2 separate regions of the Homo sapiens genome follow, and region 1 is linked to region 2. Evidence: chromatin loops called from intact Hi-C (ENCODE). Cell type or tissue: MCF 10A. All regions are shown on one strand. Each heading gives the region's core, and the rest is flanking DNA. Links, peaks and the distances in the headings are about the cores only. Region 1 has its middle 92 kb from the start of RANBP6. Region 2 holds the start of LOC124902341 (small nucleolar RNA U13).

Region 1 (8,768 bases), core at 369-8,368, 220 kb after region 2:
TTCACACATGGTTCTGCACAATATGCAGGCACCACCCAAAAGTGGACAGCTGCAGCATTACAGCCCCTTTCTAGGACATCTCTGAAGGACAGCAGTGAAGGGAAATCTTCCCAGTGGGCAGAATTTCCAGCAGTGCACCTGGTTTTGCACTTTGCATGGAAGAAGAAATGGCCAGGTATGTGATTATATACTGATTCATGGACCATAGCCAATGGTTTGGCTGGATGGTCAGGGACTTGGAAGCAGCATGATTGGAAAATTGGTGACGAAGACATCTGGGGAAGAGGTATGTGGATGGACCTCTTTGAGTGGTCAAAAACTGTGAAGATATTTGTATCCCATCTGAGTGCTTACCAACAGGTGACCTCAGCAAAGGAGGATTTTAATAATCAAGAGGATAAGATGACCCATTCTGTGGACACCACTCAGCCTCTTTCCCCAGCCACTCCACCATCGCCCAATGGGCCCATGAAAAAAGTGGCCGTGGTGGCAGGGAAGGAGATTATGCATGGGCTCAGCAACATTCCACTCCCTAAGGCTGCCCTGGCTATGGCCACTATTGAGTGCCCAATTTGCCAGCAGCAGAGACCAACACCGAGCCCTCGATATGGCACCATTCCTTGGGGTGATCAGCCAGCTACCTGGTGGCAGGTTGATTATATTGGACCTCTTACATCATGGAAAGGACAAAGGTTTGTCCTCACTGACATAGACACTTACTCTGGATATAGGATTTCCTATCTTGCATGCAATGCTTCTGCTGAGACTACCATCCGTGGACTCATGGAATGCCTTATCCACCATCATGGTATTCCACATAGCATTGCCTCTGACCAAGGCACTCACTTTTTGGCTAAAGAAGTGCAGCAGTGGTCTCATGCTCATGGAAGTCACTAATCCTACCATGTTCCCCATCATCCTGAAGCAGCTGGATTGATAGAATGGTGGGAAAGCCTTTTGAAGTCACAATTACAAGGCCAACTAGGTGACAATACTTTGCAGGGCTAGGGCAAAGTTCTCCAAAAGGCTGTGTATCCTCTGAATCAATGCCCAATATATGGTACTGTTTCTCCCATAGCCAGGATTCACGGGTCCAGGAATCAAGGTGTGGAAGTGTGACACCACTCACGATCACCCTTAGTGAGTCACTAGCAACATTTTAGCTTTCTGTTCCCACAACATTACGTTCTGCTGGCCTAGAGGTCTTAGTTCCAGAGGGAGAAACTCTGCCACCAGGAGACAAAACAATGATTCCATTAAACTGGAAGTTAAGATTGCCACCTGGACACTTTGGACTCCTCCTACCTTTAAGTCAACAGGCTAAGAAGGGAGTTATAGTGTTGGCTGGGATGATTGACCCAGGCTATCAAGATGAAATCAGTCTCCTACTTCACAATGGAGGTAAGGAAGAGTATGCATGAAATACAGGAGATCATTAGGGCATCTCTTAGTATTACCATTCCCTGTGATTAAGGTCTTCCATCATGGAAAGGGCAGAGGTTTGTCATCACTGGAATAGACACTTACTCTAGATATGGGTTTGCCTATTCTGCATGCAATGCTTCTGCCAAGACTATCATCTGTGAACTCACGGAATGCCTTATCCACTGTCATGGTATTCCACACAGCATGGGAAATTACAACAGCCTAACCCAGGCAGGACTACAAATGATCCAGACCCTTCAGGAATGAAGGTTTGAGTCACTCCACCAGGTAAAAAAAAACACAACCTGTTGAGGTGCTTGCTGAAGGCAAAGGGAATACAGAATGGGTAGTAGAAGAAGGTAGTCATCAATATCAGCTATGACCACGTGACCAGCTGCAGAAACGAGGACTGTAATTGTCATGAGTATTTCCTCCTTCTTTTGTTAAAAACATGTTTGTGCAAGTATACATTTGTACTAAAAAAAAATTCATTTTATTTCCTTTCTCCTTCATCATGTGACATAGATTTATTGACTTCACATCAGCATTTAAGTATTAACTTTATGTAATAGTATTTGGTTTGGGGATTGGGGTGTTTCTGGTTGTATGAAGGATAGTTGTATTATGTTAGGCATAATTATGACTTTATTATTGTCTTTATTTGAAGATTATGTATGATCTCAGGAGATGTGTAAGGGTTCAAGTTGACAAGGTGTGGGCCTGTTGTAGTTAATACTGAGTGTCAACTTGAATGGATTGAAGGATACAAAGTATTGATCCTGAGTGTGTCTGTGAGGGTTTTGCCAAAGGAGATTAACGTTTGTGTCGGTGGGCTGGGAAAGGCAGACCCACCCTTAATCTGGGTGGGCACCATCTAATCAGCTGCCAGCGTGGCTAGAATATAAGCAGGCAGAAAAATATGGAAAGAGAAACTGACCTAGCTCCCCCAAGGCTATATCTTTCTCCCATGCTGGATGCTTCCTGCCCTCAAACATCAGACTCCAAGTTCTTCAGATTTGGAACTGGGACTGGCTCTCCTTTCTCCTCAGCCTACAGATGGCCTATTGTTGGACCTTGTGACTGCATGAGTTAATACTTAATAAACTCCCCTTTATATATATATATATATATATATATTCCATTAGTTCTGTCCCTCTAGAGAACCCTGACTAATACAGGCAGCAAATATGTAACTGTTCACAGCATTTCACTTCATTCCCAGAATTGACAGGCAAGCAGTCATATGTCCTTCCTTTATGCTCATGGGTCCTATGGATGCAAGGTAGTGTTTTCTAAAAAAAAATAAAATAAATAAAAAATCAAAAAGATAAGAAAATTTGAAGGTATCAGGGCTGGTTTTGAATCCTGGCTCTGCTCTGACGCTTATTCCACACCCCAGAACAAGTTATTTAATCCCTGTAAGTCCCACTGTGCTCATCTGTGAGATGGGAATATCAATCCCTACAATGTTGGGTTGCTAGAAAAGATACATGAGATAGCACCTGGAACAGAGCAAGTACTTCATAAAAGTTGGTTTTTAGCCCTAGCCCTTTATGCCTCCATTTCCTGCCTTTGATCATCATTGGTGTGAACTTTTCTGCCTACTGAATAATAGAGAAATGCTTTGTGATGATAAGAACATAGCAGAGAATGAAGTGTGTAAATTCTGGGGCAGAGAAAATTCTCTGGACTAAACACACTTTAGTGTACATGAACATCCCTCCAAATTTTATCAGGCTGGTGCCTATATGTTTCAGCTTAAAATATACTTCCTGATAAGCAGAAAGAAAATTTTAAGTAATAGATAAATAACGTGTACACATGGACATACAGTGTGGAATGATAGACATTGGAGATTCCGAACGTGGGAAGAAAGCATAGGGTAAGAAATTACTTAGTGAGTAAAATGTATATTATTCTAGCAGTGAATACACTAAAAATTCAGGCTTTACCACCACTCAATATATCCATGTAACAAAATTGTACTTGTACTCCCTAAATTTATACAAATAAAAATTAACTTCTCTCTCTCTCTCTCTTCCTGGAGGAAAATAACTAGTAGGTTTCTTTTGGGTTGGATAGGACTTATTTGCTTTTCAACACCCAAAGAATAACTTTGAAAATGTTATTTTCAAAATAAATTGAGTGTTCCCTGGAAGTTGCTGTATTTTTTTAATTGGTTATTTTGGAGTAGTCTAGAAGACTTCCCTACAATTATTGTTTAAGCCTTAAAATAAACCCTTTAGTATACAAATTTGAAAAAATTAAAGCTTTCTTGAAAATAGATTTATATATACTCTATCAGAGTGCAAGCAGGAAACAGAAGCTACACCAGTTACTTGAACATAGAGACTTTAAGGAATGGTTGGTAACTAGGTAACTGAAAGGATTAAATTAACAAACAAACAAACAAAAAAACAACAATGAAAGTAACATGGAGATAGCAACTGCAGGAAGCAGCTACCACTCCTGGGGCTGGGGATAGCAGAGGGAAGTGCTTGGATTTATTAGAAGTTAGAAACTTTGAGAAAGGGCCCCACAACTTGTGCTGGCTGTGAGCTGGGATAAGCAGCCCTGTGGGCCTGCCACTGAAACCTTTGAGGACAGGGCACTATTTATAGCTCACTTGTGTCTATGAGGTGGGGGCATGATGAAGCTGTTTTTGCGAAAGTTGCAAAAACTGCAAATTGGAATCAGCTGCTGCTATGGAACGGCATGGGTGAAGAAGCACTCCTGGAGTGATCTTACAGAAACCACAAGCTGACAAGCCTATAGGGAACAAACTGAAAGGAACCTGTCCTTTCTCTCTCCTCCAGCCTGGCTGTCTCCCTCTGTAACACCCTCTAGTGACAGAGCCTAACTGGAGCAGCTGGCAAAGCTAAAAATGATGTTTTGAGTCCCAGGCCTGAATTGCATAAGTGTATAGAGAAGGGTAGCTGAGAGACAATAACTTAATGTAAAACTTGTTTGAAAATAGACCTCTAATGCAAAGGAAAGACACGTTGAGGAATTGATATCCTCTCATTCCTTTTTCTTCCCAACTCCTAATTCAAGGCTAAGAGAATGTTCCAAATTGTAATGGTATTTGGAGGATGATACAAGATGAAATGTGACCCAACATTTCTTTTCCACCTTGCCATGACTCCAGTGGCTCCAAGACATTTGTATTCCACAGACTGGTAAAATTTTCTATTTGTGGCAACTGACTTAGAGTTGATTGCTTTTTATTTTGTCTAGTGATAGCATTAAGTACCCAGTAGCATTTCATTAAAGAAAGAATATTTCAACCACCAAAACTCAGGAAGAACATAATCTCAGAGTAACGAGTAGTTCTTACATGGATGATTTTGCTTTTTTGAAAAACCCATTGTTAAAATGCAAATACTGAGGGACAGAAATAAATTAATATTTCTTATTTTTGTTTTTAAAAAAACTTTCTTTTGTTTTTATTTATTTATTTTTGAGACAGAGTGTCGCTCTGTCACCCAGGCTGGAGTGCAGTGGCGTGATCTCGGTTTACTGCAAGCTTTGCCTCCCGGGTTCACGCCATTTTCCTTCCTCAGCCTCCCAAGTAGCTGGGACTACAGGAGCCTGCCACCATGCCCAGCTAATTTTTTTTGTACTTTTAGTAGAGACGGGATTTCACCATGTTAGCCAGGATGGTCTCGATCTCCTGACCTCGTGATCTGCCCACCTCGGCCTCCCAAAGTGCTGGGATTACAGGCGTGAGCCACCATGCTCGGCCTCTTTTGAGACACGGTCTTGCTCTGGCACCCAGGCTGGAGTGCAGTGGTGTAAATACAGCTCACGGCAGACTCAAATCACCTGGGCTTAATTGATCCTCCCACCTCAGCCTCTTGAGTAGCTGGGACTACAGCCACCACACCTGGCTAATTTTTAAAAATGTTTTGTAGAGATGGGGTCTTGCCAAGTTCCCTAGGCTGGTCTTGAAATCCTGGGCTCAAGCAATCCTCCTGCCAAAGTGCTAGGATTGCAGGCATGGGCCTCCAAGCCCAGGTGAACAATCTTGATATTCATAAATTTGCATGGGTTTTACAGTTACAGTAATTGTAATAATCTGTAATTATTAAGAGCTTACTATGAACTAGGATTATGATGAGCACTATATATATGATTTAATCTTCCTCGTAAGTCTCCCAAGTGGGTCCCATTATCATCCCCATTACACATTAAGGAAAATGAGAATTGGTGAAGATGTGAGCCTAAGGTTACACAGCTAAGTGGCAGAGCTATGCCTAGAAGCCAGATCTTCTGACAACAAAGTCTGGCTGGGCTGCCTGGCTACCCATACCTCTCTGTCTGGAATCCCTTTTACATATTCCCTATATGGATTCCTACTGAAGGTATGGGCCATGGGCCCAGGCACCACTGACTTTATCATATGGCCCTGCCCTCCTGGACAAAGCTTGTTCTAACTTTCAAGATAAAGATTATATAACTTTCAGCTACAGCCTGGCTACATGTTGTTCCCTGACCTTGTATTATTTGAGTTCTTTTCTTAAAATGAACAAACTTCTCTTGGCTTGAGATATTTATGTTACCATTCCTTGCATTCTTTCTGTTTTTATATTCTTTGCAAATAATCCTTGCTTGAAGTGTTCAAAATCTCCCCCAAGATGGGCACCCCTGGTAGACTCAGAAAGCCTGAGCTGCTGCTGTGCAGTCCAATATCTACTCACGCTGTTGAGGCTGGAGAAGGGGAGATGGAAATGGTGCTCATAGCCTTCCAGCTTTGTCTGCTTCAGTGGCTCAGTGGCTGTTTGCAGATGGAGTTTTCGGCTGGGGCTCAAGCCCTAAGGTTGGAATACTAGCTTCCCTGACTCCTTGTTTCCTGCTCCTTCTCTCACTGTTCTGAGTAGTGGTTCTGTACCATCTGCTTAATGCAAATAATGCAGTATTTTATTCCTCTTTAATGAACGTAGACACTTGTGATGGAAAGACACATAACACACAGCATGCACAGGGAGGGGATTTATGAGTTCTGACCCAAAGTCGGGGCAGTGAATGCGACCTCGTACACAGAGATTCATTAGAAAGTCTCCAATGTCAACATATGGCATTTTTTTACTCAGTACTGTCAGGTAGCTTTTATTTTATCCCTTTACTCGTGAAAAAACAGATTCAGATGCATTTGCCACAGGTATCGTAACTAGCTAGCCACTGTCAGAATCATGATTACAATGGAAGGATTTTGATTCCTGTTCCAAGACTACACTACCTCTTGGCAAAAATAAAAGCATTCATTCATTCTTCATTTATTCAGCACATATTTTTCTAATACTTTTTCTGTGCTAGGTTTTGGGGAATTCCAAAGGGAGCAGAATATGATCACTGATGTCATGGTGAATATAGTTCTGTGTCAGATCAGACATGAGTCAGATAATCATATAAATAAAAACATTAACTTTGTTTAGAAGTAAGGGAGTGATAGGTAGCCCCAAGAGAACAGATGACAAAAATGAGGTTAGTAAGAATTCATGTAAGATGGGTTAATCATATTTAAAAAGCAAGAATTTAAATAAACACCAAGCAAAAAAAAAAGTTTCTTTTCTGAAATCATCAATGATCAAGAAATCACCACTACACGATATATCCATGTAACAAAACTGCATTTGTACTCCTTAAATTCATACAAATTTAAAAAGAAACCTTAGATGTGTCAGTGTTTGAAGAAAATCATATCTTTTTCATCTGTGATGCCACCAATCAGATCACAGCTGATCTGATTAGAGGCTAGATTGCTAACAGCTGCTAGCTCCTTCGGGCTGCAGAACTTGTGGTTAAATTTGATACTTAGGAACACAAATTTTTAAAAATAAATTGCTTATTCTGGTTTCTTTTAGCAGAGAAATTTTCCTCTCTTGTCACCAGGCAAGTCTACTTGGATTACTCCCCATGGTTAGAGTAAGAAAACCTTCTCTTTTCCTTGCCCTTTAGCTGGGCCTAGACTCAGTGGAAGTTAAAAGACATGAAGACACAGGCCTATGAGCCCTCAAACCATCTCTTCCACATAGGACACAGCCCCTCTGGCCTTTTCACTTCTGGAAAGTTGCTTTGCTGTCTCCCCCACAAGTCCTAGAAGTCTACATATTCATCTAGCAGCCTGTTTCCTTTGTGGGCTTCATGCAGATGAAGTGCTAGGTAACATTTTATGTTTCTCTCTTTACAAAAGTAATACAGGTTTCCTATAAAAAACATAGAAATGTGAGATGTCACCACTCATTGTTATCAAGTTCCTATTGTTTCTCTTTGTTTTTCAAAATTGAGAAAGAATGGAATTATAGACTCCTACATTTCCTTTTGCTTTAAAAAGATATTTCATAAAATAATTGCCCCCAACCTAACCTTTCTGGTTCTTTTACGCTTTTAGACAAAGCAGATCAACTGAAAACCCCAGTTACAGTGGATTGTGGGGTGCAGGGGTGAGGAGAGAGGGGAGGCAGTGGGTTTTAATCTTGCTTTTACTCTATATTATACTTTGTGGTCTCTGTCAATGTGAAAAAGACTTGAGCATTCCATCACTGTTGGTATAATTGTCTTAGACCTCCAGAGCCACTACTTTTACATGTGGTAGTCTTGAGTTGTGCAGTGTACAATGTGCACAGCGGTACCCTTACTCACTCTTTCTGCTCTGTTCCAGGTCTATTCAACTTCTTTAGCCTTTCTCTTGGTCTCTGATTTACTGTTCAGCACCCCTTAGCCTGAAACTTCATGAGTAAATTTGGGCTTCCAAGTTTGGCCCTTTTATACACAATTTGTCTTTATCAGTGTGGCTAGATTTAGCAAATAAAAATACAGGACACCTGGTTACATTTTGGGGACATATTTATACTAAAAATTATTCACTGCTTGACTGCAATTAAGATTTATTATAGTTGGGCATCTTATATTTTATCTGGCAACTCTTATCCTGACCCTAGCTGTTTTAGGACTTGGATGTGTTTGCTGATCCCTCTGCCTGCTCAGGTCTCTTTAACCCTACCCTGGGTAATGTTCATGTCCTCTAGGGGACAATCGATTTTCTCACAGGAGGTGTAAGAAGCAAAGTTCTTCTGATTGAGGAGCATGGAGGAACACGATCTAGCTAAAATAAACGAATCTTGCCTCACAATTGTCTATCACTAGCAATTTCCTATGTGTTTATATTATATCTGTTACATTGCAAGTTCCTGGAAGACAGGGACTTGATTTTTTTCTTTAGCGTCACAGTAGGTTTTATTAAGATCAGAGAGATGCAATTGCAATCAAATCAATCAAGCTCTAATATACTGGCTAATAGACTTCTAAGAAAACCAAGCTTCACTGAAAAAAAAAGAACAACT
Region 2 (8,768 bases), core at 304-8,303:
TGCTGGGGCCTGGGTAACCCTCAGGGTTGCCCTCAGGAGCCCTCTGCCTCTGGAACACCGTGCTTGGTAGGAGTTATTGAAGGGCTGTGTACAGTGAGTAAGCCCTTTCTTGTCAGCAAACCTTCATCAAGTCTTCAGAGCGATACCTGTCAAGAAGGATATGATATTTAGGGTGATGGTGACTGGGTAGGGAAAGGCTGATTTCTTTCAAAATTGGAAATAGAAAAATACACTGAAACAGACAATTGTTCTTAGTGTTGAAATATCATCCTGATTTCTCTGATGGTGCTACTTCCTAGGAAGTCACTAGAGATGAGATCTGAGTGACGGTTTAGTTCACTGAGGCTCTACCATGTGGCAGGCTCTGCGCCAAGCAATGGAGATACAGAAAGACGTAATCCCCACTCTCACAGAGCCCAGGAACCAGTGGTTGTGTCAGACATGAACAGGTGATGTCACTGTCATGCAGTAAGTGGTAGGATGAGAATATGAACGGGGAGCTCCCGGCAACCTTCCATAGTCTCCTGCAGGATTTTTAGATGTGCGACCCCATTCTTCTCACAGTGCTTAATAGGAAACAGCAAAGACTAGGAAGACTTCTCAGGGACAAATCCTAGCTCAACGAACCCAGTACTGTGTAACTGTGATGGTCACCATTTGCCAAATGTTGTAGAGGGCATCTCTGTCTTTGTCTCTGTGGGATCCCTTACTTCTTAATTTGGTGACAGCAATCTAGATTCTTCCTGAAGAATTACTCCTTCCCTGTTGCCTTAGCCTTGATGGGGTGTTAAATACCACCCCTTACACCCCACCTCTAGACACTTTATGCCTGAGCAAGGATTTCGCATGAGACCCAAGCTAGCCAAACAAGTGTGAAAGTAGTCAGAATCAAAATGGAGTCACTAATGTTAAGAAAACCCTGACAAATTGAACCCTGACAAATGAAAGAGGCTTCTCATACTTGTATGCCTGATAACAAAAGACTGCAAAACCACAGCCTTGCACAAAGGCCATCACAACCTTACACAAAAAATACTGCAAGGACAACTGCCTAATTACTGCCTGTCCAGTCTCACACTGAAGTCACCCATGTTATTGATCTTTGTAGCCCAAAATAATTATTTCAGGACAAGTATGTAATCCTCTTCACTTTTCCTTTAAAAACCCTTGTCTTCCTCAGTGTGGCGATTCCTCAAGGATCTAGAACTAGAAATACCATTTGACCCAGCCATCCCATTACTGGGTATATACCCAAAGGTGTATATGTGGCACATATACACCATGGAATACTATGCAGCCATAAAAAAGGATGAGTTCATGTCCTTTGTAGGGACATGGATGAAGCTGGAAACCATCATTCTCAGTAAACTATCACAAGGACAAAAAACCAAACACCGCGTGTTCTCACTCACAGGTGGGAATTGAACAATGAGAACACTTGGACACAGGAAGGGGAACATCACACACCGGGGCCTGTTGTGGAGTGGGGGGCTGGGGGAGGGATAGCATTAGGAGATATACCTAATGTAAATGACGAGTTAATGGGTGCAGCACACCAACATGGCACATGTATACATATGTAACAAAGCTGCACGCTGTGCACATGTACCCTAGAACTTAAAGTATAAAAAAAAACAAAAACAAAGACAAAACCCTTGTCTTCCTTTACTTCCCTAAATATGCACATAGTTTGCTGTGGCACATTACCATTGCAATGCTTTATTCCTAAATAAACATCTTTTGTTTTGGAGAACCTCTCTCTGTGTATTATTTAGTTTGATGCAAGATTCTCCAAGGAACCTGAACTTGTACACAGACAAAGATGAACATGAACAAAGCTAATTTCATTCTGGTGGCAGCAACCTGGAAGGTCATCCATGAATTCTTGCTACCTGTATCCCACAAAACAACTTCATCCTATTCCTTCTTCTTCTTTTTTTTTTTTTTTTTTTTTGAGACAGGGTCTTGCTCTTTCACACAGGCTGGAGTGTAGTGGTGCAATCATAGCTCACTACAACCTCATTCTTGTGGGCTCAGGTGATCCTCTCACCTCAGCCTCCTGAGTACCTGTGACCACAGGTGCGCACCAACATGCCTGGCTAATTTTATTTTTTTGTACAGACAGGTTCTCACTATCTCTCTATGCAGCCCAGGCTGGTCTTGAACTCCTGGACTCAAGCAACCCTCTCACTTCAGCCTCTCAAACTGCTGGGATTACAGGCATGAGCCACTGCACCCACCCCCTATTCCTTCTTAGGGACAGGCTTGCTCATATTTTTCTATAGTTTTGGGGACACCTTCATAACCTCCCATTAATTTTCTTAAGTAGCCAGAGTTCCTGTTGCTCACAACCAAAGAACCTGGACTGACACAAGGGTTTGCTCCATGCCAGACACACTAGGCCTCACCCTCCCTGAGAGAAAGAATTATTAGGTTTCCATTTTGCAGATAAAGAGACTGATGTTGACAGTCTTACACACCAAAAACACACGGCCAGTCAATGCTGGAGCAAGCATTTAAATAAAAATCAGAACCCAGAGCGCAGTCTCTCTCCTTTTTGTCCCTTCATATCACCAATCCAGAGCCCTGCCATTCAGGTATAAGCTGCTGCTTCTAGATCTCACATTGGTATGATTTACAGTTTACACAATGTTTTCACACACAACAATACAGGTAATCCTCATGGCCACCTGGGAGGTAGATATCTTCATGACACGGGAAAATAGATTTACTGCAAGTCTGGTCAACCCATTTTTTTCCCTGCTTAAAACCGTTCTGTGACTCAACACAGCCTACAAGATCAGTCCAAAGGCTCAGCGTGGTATTCCAGGCCCTGTGGCGCCCAGGACCGGGGCCTCAGGCCTGCCACTCCCTTTCTTGCACTTGGAGCTCCAGCCATATGGAACGACTCACAATTCCCTGAAGCTCACCAGACCGGTCTGGGGCCCTGAGCCCTAAACCACTGGGATGTCACCTTCCCGTCCTCACCCGAAGTTATGGTTGGTGAATGCCTACTTAACTTCCACTGGACTGGCCTTCATCTCATGCCTATGAAGGTGATCCCTACTTACCTTCCAGACACAAACACAGCCCATCTTCCTCTCAAGCCTCTTCTGTACCAATACCCCCACTGTACCCTAGACAAGAATCTGGGGTGGCTCTAGCATTATTAGATATTGTAGTGAACCCTGGTGTTGACTCTTCAATATTTTTCCACTCCAAAGGTCATTTTAATCCGTTCCTGTAATCTCAACCTTCCTGTGACTAGTCACAAATGGCCATGGGATTTACCACGTTTCTGATTTATTAGTGCTCTTCTCTGCTCACCTGCGAGACTTGGGCCATGTTCTCAAGACTTCAGCCAGCTCTGTGCCCGTGTTCACCTGGAACCCCTTTCCTAATAGAGCCCGGGAACTGATGAAGCCTCCTTTGCTGCTTCCTGAGAGGGAGCCACACTCAAGGCCAGCCCGAGGCCAGCAGGCCACAGCTCTTGCTCTCGGGTGTCTGAGGGAGGAGGGAGTCCCTGTGGTCCTCCATTTCCTCCACCCTCCTGGCTGCTGGGGCTTCCCCTTTCGACCCCTGCCTAGCCATGCCTCGATTCTATTCCCTTCTCTACCTCGCCACTATCCCCTCACCATCAGAACCTCTCTGTCCTGGGTCTCTTTACGTCACAGCAAGCGCTTGTTAGCTGATTAACAATTAGCCATGGCCATGAGTTCATAGGCTCACCCCAAGGACTGGGCACCCCCTCCGAACTGTTTGTACATTCACAGGGAATTCGCAGAAGCACTAGCCTTTCTCAATGAACAACTTGCCAGGCACTGTGCTAGATGAGTTGACGTATGTTATCTCTTTTTTTTTTTTCAGTTTCACTCTCGTTGCCCAGGCTGCAGTGCAATGGCTCGATCTCAGCTCACTGCAACCTCCACTTCCCAGGTTGAAGTGATTCTCCTACCTCAGCCTCCTGAGTAGCTGGGATTACAGGCATGCACCACCACGCCCGGCTAATTTTTTTGTATTTTTAGTAGAGACGGGTTTTCTCCATGTTGGTCAGGCTAGTCTTGAACTCCTGACCTCAGGTGATCTGCCCACCTCGGCCTCCCAAAGTGCTGAGATTACAGGCATGAGCCACCGCACCCGGCCCATATGTTATCTCATTTAATTCTCACAGCAATTCTGTAATTATTCCCTATTCCTATGTTGCAGATGAAGACGGAATAGCTCAGAAAGGTTAATTAACTTGCTCAAGGTCTCACAGATAATAATGAGAGCTGGGATTCAAGGCACCTGTGAGGCTTACGGGGTGAGGACTCAGTAGTGACTGGGATGTGGCCTTGCCTTCTCTGCCTTCTGAAGAGCCAGTTCTGTTTGTTCAGCTCCTCCTATGAAAGGGCAACAGGACTTTCTGGGATTTTCAGGCATAACCCTGAAGTTCAGGTAGAAGTTGTTTTCCCCAAATCTTTTGAGCCAGGGGCTTGTAGCCTTCCCAAAAGGGAACACAGTGGACGCATGGCTAGCGGGGACCGAAAGCGGAAGCCCGAGCAGCCGGCTATCAACCCTCGTTTGTAGCAATACCTCTGCGGGGTGTGTGAGAGATCAAAAGCTCACAATATTGTGGGGAGCACTGAAGAGGGCCTAAGCCCCAAGCAGGATGAGTCAAGAGGATTCTGGCTCCTGAGCACTGTAAGCAGATGCCAAAGAGGCATCTCTGGCCCCTTCATGAGGTGGGCCTGTGATGCCAGGTGGCCAAGCCCACTAGGTGGCAGCAGAGAACCAGTCAGTGGCCAGCAAGGTCTAGCAGGTACAAATCCTAACCCTGGGGCTGGTGTGGGGGCTGAGCTGCCTCACAGTAACAGTTCACACTATTGTTGCTAGGCGTATTCTGTGCCACGTGCTGTACCAAGCACTTCCAACAGGATCTCGTTTAACTCTCACCATGAACCTATGAAGCAGATGCTGCTATTATCCCTTTCATTTCAGATGCGTGCACTGGGGCTTTCAGAGGTTTGAGATTTGCCCAAGGTCACACACACTGAAGAGATGAAGTGCAAGTGGTTTGGACTCTAGAGCTCCTGCTGTTAGTTTGGGACTAGATTGCCAGGGGAGAAAAGGAAGCCACTTGGAAGTGTTGAAAATGAAGGCAGGTAGGGCCTGACTTGGGCTGGCTTTGGTGTGGACTCTGAGGCCCAAGGCCGGCTCAAAAACAGAGACTAAGAGCCTAGTTAGAGGGAACTTCTAGGGGGCTTCCGGGAAACAGGATGTGGTAGGTTTTTCAAGTTGAGGTGCCCAGGGAACCCCTATTTGAAGAAGCGATCGCCAGCTTATCCTGTTCACATAGCCCTGAAAGGGCCAGGCACCTCAGAAGCTGCAAACCACTCAAAGACCCAAAGGGATGCCTGTGAAAGAGCTGGTCAGGTCTCCCTCGTTGAGCTCAAAGAACAAACAAGGGCCAGGTGCAGTGGGTCGCGTCTGTAATCCCAGCACTTTGGGAGGCAGAGGTGGGCGGACCACTAGAGGTCAGGAGTTCGAGACCAGCCTGGCCAAAATAGCAAAATCCTGTCTCTACTAAAAATACAAAAACTAGCTGGGCATGGTGGTGCATACCTGTGGTCCCAGCTACTCAGGAGGCTGAGGCAGGAGAATCGCTTGAACCCAGGAGGTGGAGGTTGCAGTGACCCGAGATCACACCACTGCATTCCTGCCTGGGCAACAGAACAAGACTGTCCCCCAACCCACCCACCAAAAAATATCTCAAACAAGCTGGAGAGCATGTTCCCAGACTGGCCATTGTGTGCCCAGCATGCTGAGTCTGGTCCTGTAGCATCCTCTGGGGGAGGGGATGATGCCAGCTGCCTGTTGTCTCCACCCTGGAAGAATGCCAGGGCACACTCAATCCCCAAGTCAGCTCACATCACCAGAGAACTTGAATGAGACCTGGGAACTTCACCTTGCCCTGAGATCCAGGTCAGTACTCCCTCCTCTGTGGTCTTGCCACCAGTCATATATGGGCCAGGCTATTATAGAACCCAGCTCAGTGCAATGGACTTTTCAGCTCAGAACTGCATCCCTCTTTGTAGACTAGTACTCACCACCAGGACTTTCTGGGATTTTCAGGCATAACCCTGAAATTCAGGTTGGAGTTGCTCTCTCCAAATCTATTGACACAAGGGGCTTATATCCTTCCCAATTTTTGCACAAAATTCCCTGAGATAGCCTCCACTCTGGGAACTCAGTCTAAGTCATGGTCTATTGTTCTGCCTCAAGGTCTCCAACTGGTTGTTCTTTCTGAAATGCTCTCTCTCCATCTTTTCATGGCTGACTGCTTCTTACCATTTAGGTCTCAGTTTAAATTTTCCCTCCTTTACAGATAGGCTCTCCCTGGCTTGCCTAATAAAGATCAACCCTTCTTTGTTTTCTTTCTCCCTTACCATTTTCAGTGGTGACTATCCAGTATCTGGTGGGTTGGTACTGCCCTTACACAGGACAGCCTTTGTCCATAGCTCACGATGGAAACCAGAAAAATCACAGGATCTGAAAGGAATGGGTCCTCAGGTATTATGGGAAAGGGGACCTTAGAGGTCATTTAATCTAAGTCTTGAGCTGCTAGGACTGTCATATTCCGGTGGGGTTTTTTTTCTTTGTTTTGTTTGTTCACAATGGCTATGGAGAGCTGGTGAGCAAAGGTGACTGTTGTGTCCCACTGAAATGCTTCTGGGCTGTCCAAGATAGATCATGATGTTAAGTAGAATCAGCTCTGGGGTCAATTATTAGGTGAGTGCAAAAGTAACTGTGATTTTTGCACTGTCGGACTTTGCTGTTTGATATTAAATACATTCTTAAATAAATGTGGTTATGTTATACATCATTTTAATGGGCATTTCTCACTTTATGTATTTTTGCTAAAGACATCACTTGTTCTTTGTTGTATGTTTATTTTAGACTATGGAAATGTTGGACAAAAAGCAAATTCAAGTGATTTTCTTATTCGAGTTCAAAATGAGTTATAAAGCAGCAGAGACAATTTGCAACATCGACAATGCATTTGGCCCTGGAACTGCTAACGAATGTACAGGGCAGTGGTGGTTCAAGAAGTTTTGCAAAGGAGATGAGAGCCTGGAAGATGAGGAGCTGGCCACTGGAAGTTGACAACGACCAGTTGAGAACAATCATCGAAGCTGATCCTCTTTCAACTACACTAGAAATTGCCGAAGAACTCAACGTCGATCATTCTACAGTTGTTCAGCATTTGAAGCAAATTGGAAATGTGAAAAAGCTCATTTAGTGGTTGCTTCATGAGCTGAGTGAAAATTTAAAAAACGGTCTTTTTGAAATGTTGTCTTATCTTATTCTACACAACAACAAGGAAGAATTTCTCAATTGAGTTGTGATGTACAATGAAAAGTGGATTTTATATGATAACTGGCAATGACCAGCTCAGTGGCTGGTCTGAGAAGAAGCTCCAAAGCACTTCCCAAAGCCAAACTTGCACCGAAAAAAGGTCATGGTCACTGTTTGGTGGTCTCTGCTGGTCTGATCCACTACATCTTTCTGAATCCCGGTGAAACCATTATATCTGAGAAGTATGCTCAGCAAATCAATGAGTTGCACCGAATAGTACAACACCTGCAGCTGGCATTAATCAACAGAAAAAGCCCAATTGTCCATGACAGCACCTAACCACATGTCACACAACCAATGCTTCAAAAGTTGGAATAAATTGGGCTACGAACTTTTGCCTCATCTGCCATATTCACCTGACCTCTCATCAACCGACTACCACTTCTTCAATCATCTTAACAACTTTTTGCAGGGAAAATCCTTCCACAACCAGCAGGATGCAGAAAATGCTTTCCAAGAGTTCATCGAATCTTGAAGCATGAATGTGTATGCTACAGGAATAAACAAACTTATTTTTCATTGGCAAAAATGTCTTCATTGCAATGGTTCCTATTTTGATTAATAAAGATGTGTTTGAGGCTGGGCGCGGTGGCTCATGCCTGTAATCCCAGCACTTTGGGAGGCTGAGGCAGGTGGATCATGAGGTCAGGAGATCGAGACCATCCTGGCCAACATGGTGAAACCCTGTCTCTACTAAAAATACAAAAATTTGCCAGGTGTGGTGGCGTGCACCTGTAGTCCCAGCTACTCAGGAGGCTGAGGCAGGAGAATTGCTTGAACCTGGGAGGCAGAGGTTGTAGTGAGCTGAGATCCTGCCACTGCACTCCAGCCTGGGCGACAGAGTGAGTCTCCATCTCAGAAAAAAAAAATGTGTTTGAGCCTAGTTATAATGATTTAAAATTCATGGTCCGACACCGCAATTACTTTTGCACCAACCTAATTGATGTCTAAGTAGGTCATATTCTACCTGCAAAAAGAAAATTTCATCTATCCCTTTCACATAGATGGAAACCCACTATCTCCAGTGGACAGTTAACACCAAAGGCATCACAGAGAACTCATGGAGCTCAGCTGAGGAGGTTTCAGGGATTTTTCTATTTCCTTTTCTTGATTATGAGAGTCTGGGACTAGATGCTCTCCAGACCTGTGCCTAAAGACTCTTCAACCCTTTGAGATGGAGATGAGGGAGGGAATAGGGAACCCAGTTTAGTTTGGATTTCAGATCCTTTTGTGGGTCATAAGCGTGATGATTGGGTTTCCATGTTCACGTGTGAGATATGCCTCCCTCAAACCTTGTTACAATGACATGGGCACCTTACCTATCTGACATGAGAAAAACAAATGTGGATTTCAGATAAACAAAAAATAAC

What was found. Hi-C counts contacts between places; a loop is a spot of excess contacts. Peaks named below come from ENCODE experiments on the same cell type or tissue, not always from the same donor. Only the 100,000 strongest peaks of a DNase experiment are listed, where the experiment ranks them.
Region 1: a loop joins it to region 2, with 7 times the contacts of the local background. A loop is called at or near these places in 2 of 110 quality-filtered maps.

What each region holds. Positions count from the first base shown.
Region 1 is chr9:6,102,956-6,111,723 of GRCh38, forward strand. No RefSeq gene overlaps it. Among named protein-coding and RNA genes, the nearest start is that of RANBP6, 92 kb to the left of the region's middle. RefSeq lists enhancers at 3,555-4,055, 3,804-3,853, 4,056-4,556. In MCF 10A, for the core only: a CTCF peak has its summit at 4,275 (motif pointing left); a DNase peak (open chromatin) is centred at 4,256.
Region 2 is chr9:5,881,530-5,890,297 of GRCh38, forward strand. LOC124902341 (small nucleolar RNA U13) reads left to right here and starts at 8,621; the gene lies at 8,621-8,727. It also overlaps a transcript of BRD10 not described here. In MCF 10A, for the core only: a CTCF peak has its summit at 4,763 (motif pointing right); a DNase peak (open chromatin) is centred at 4,782.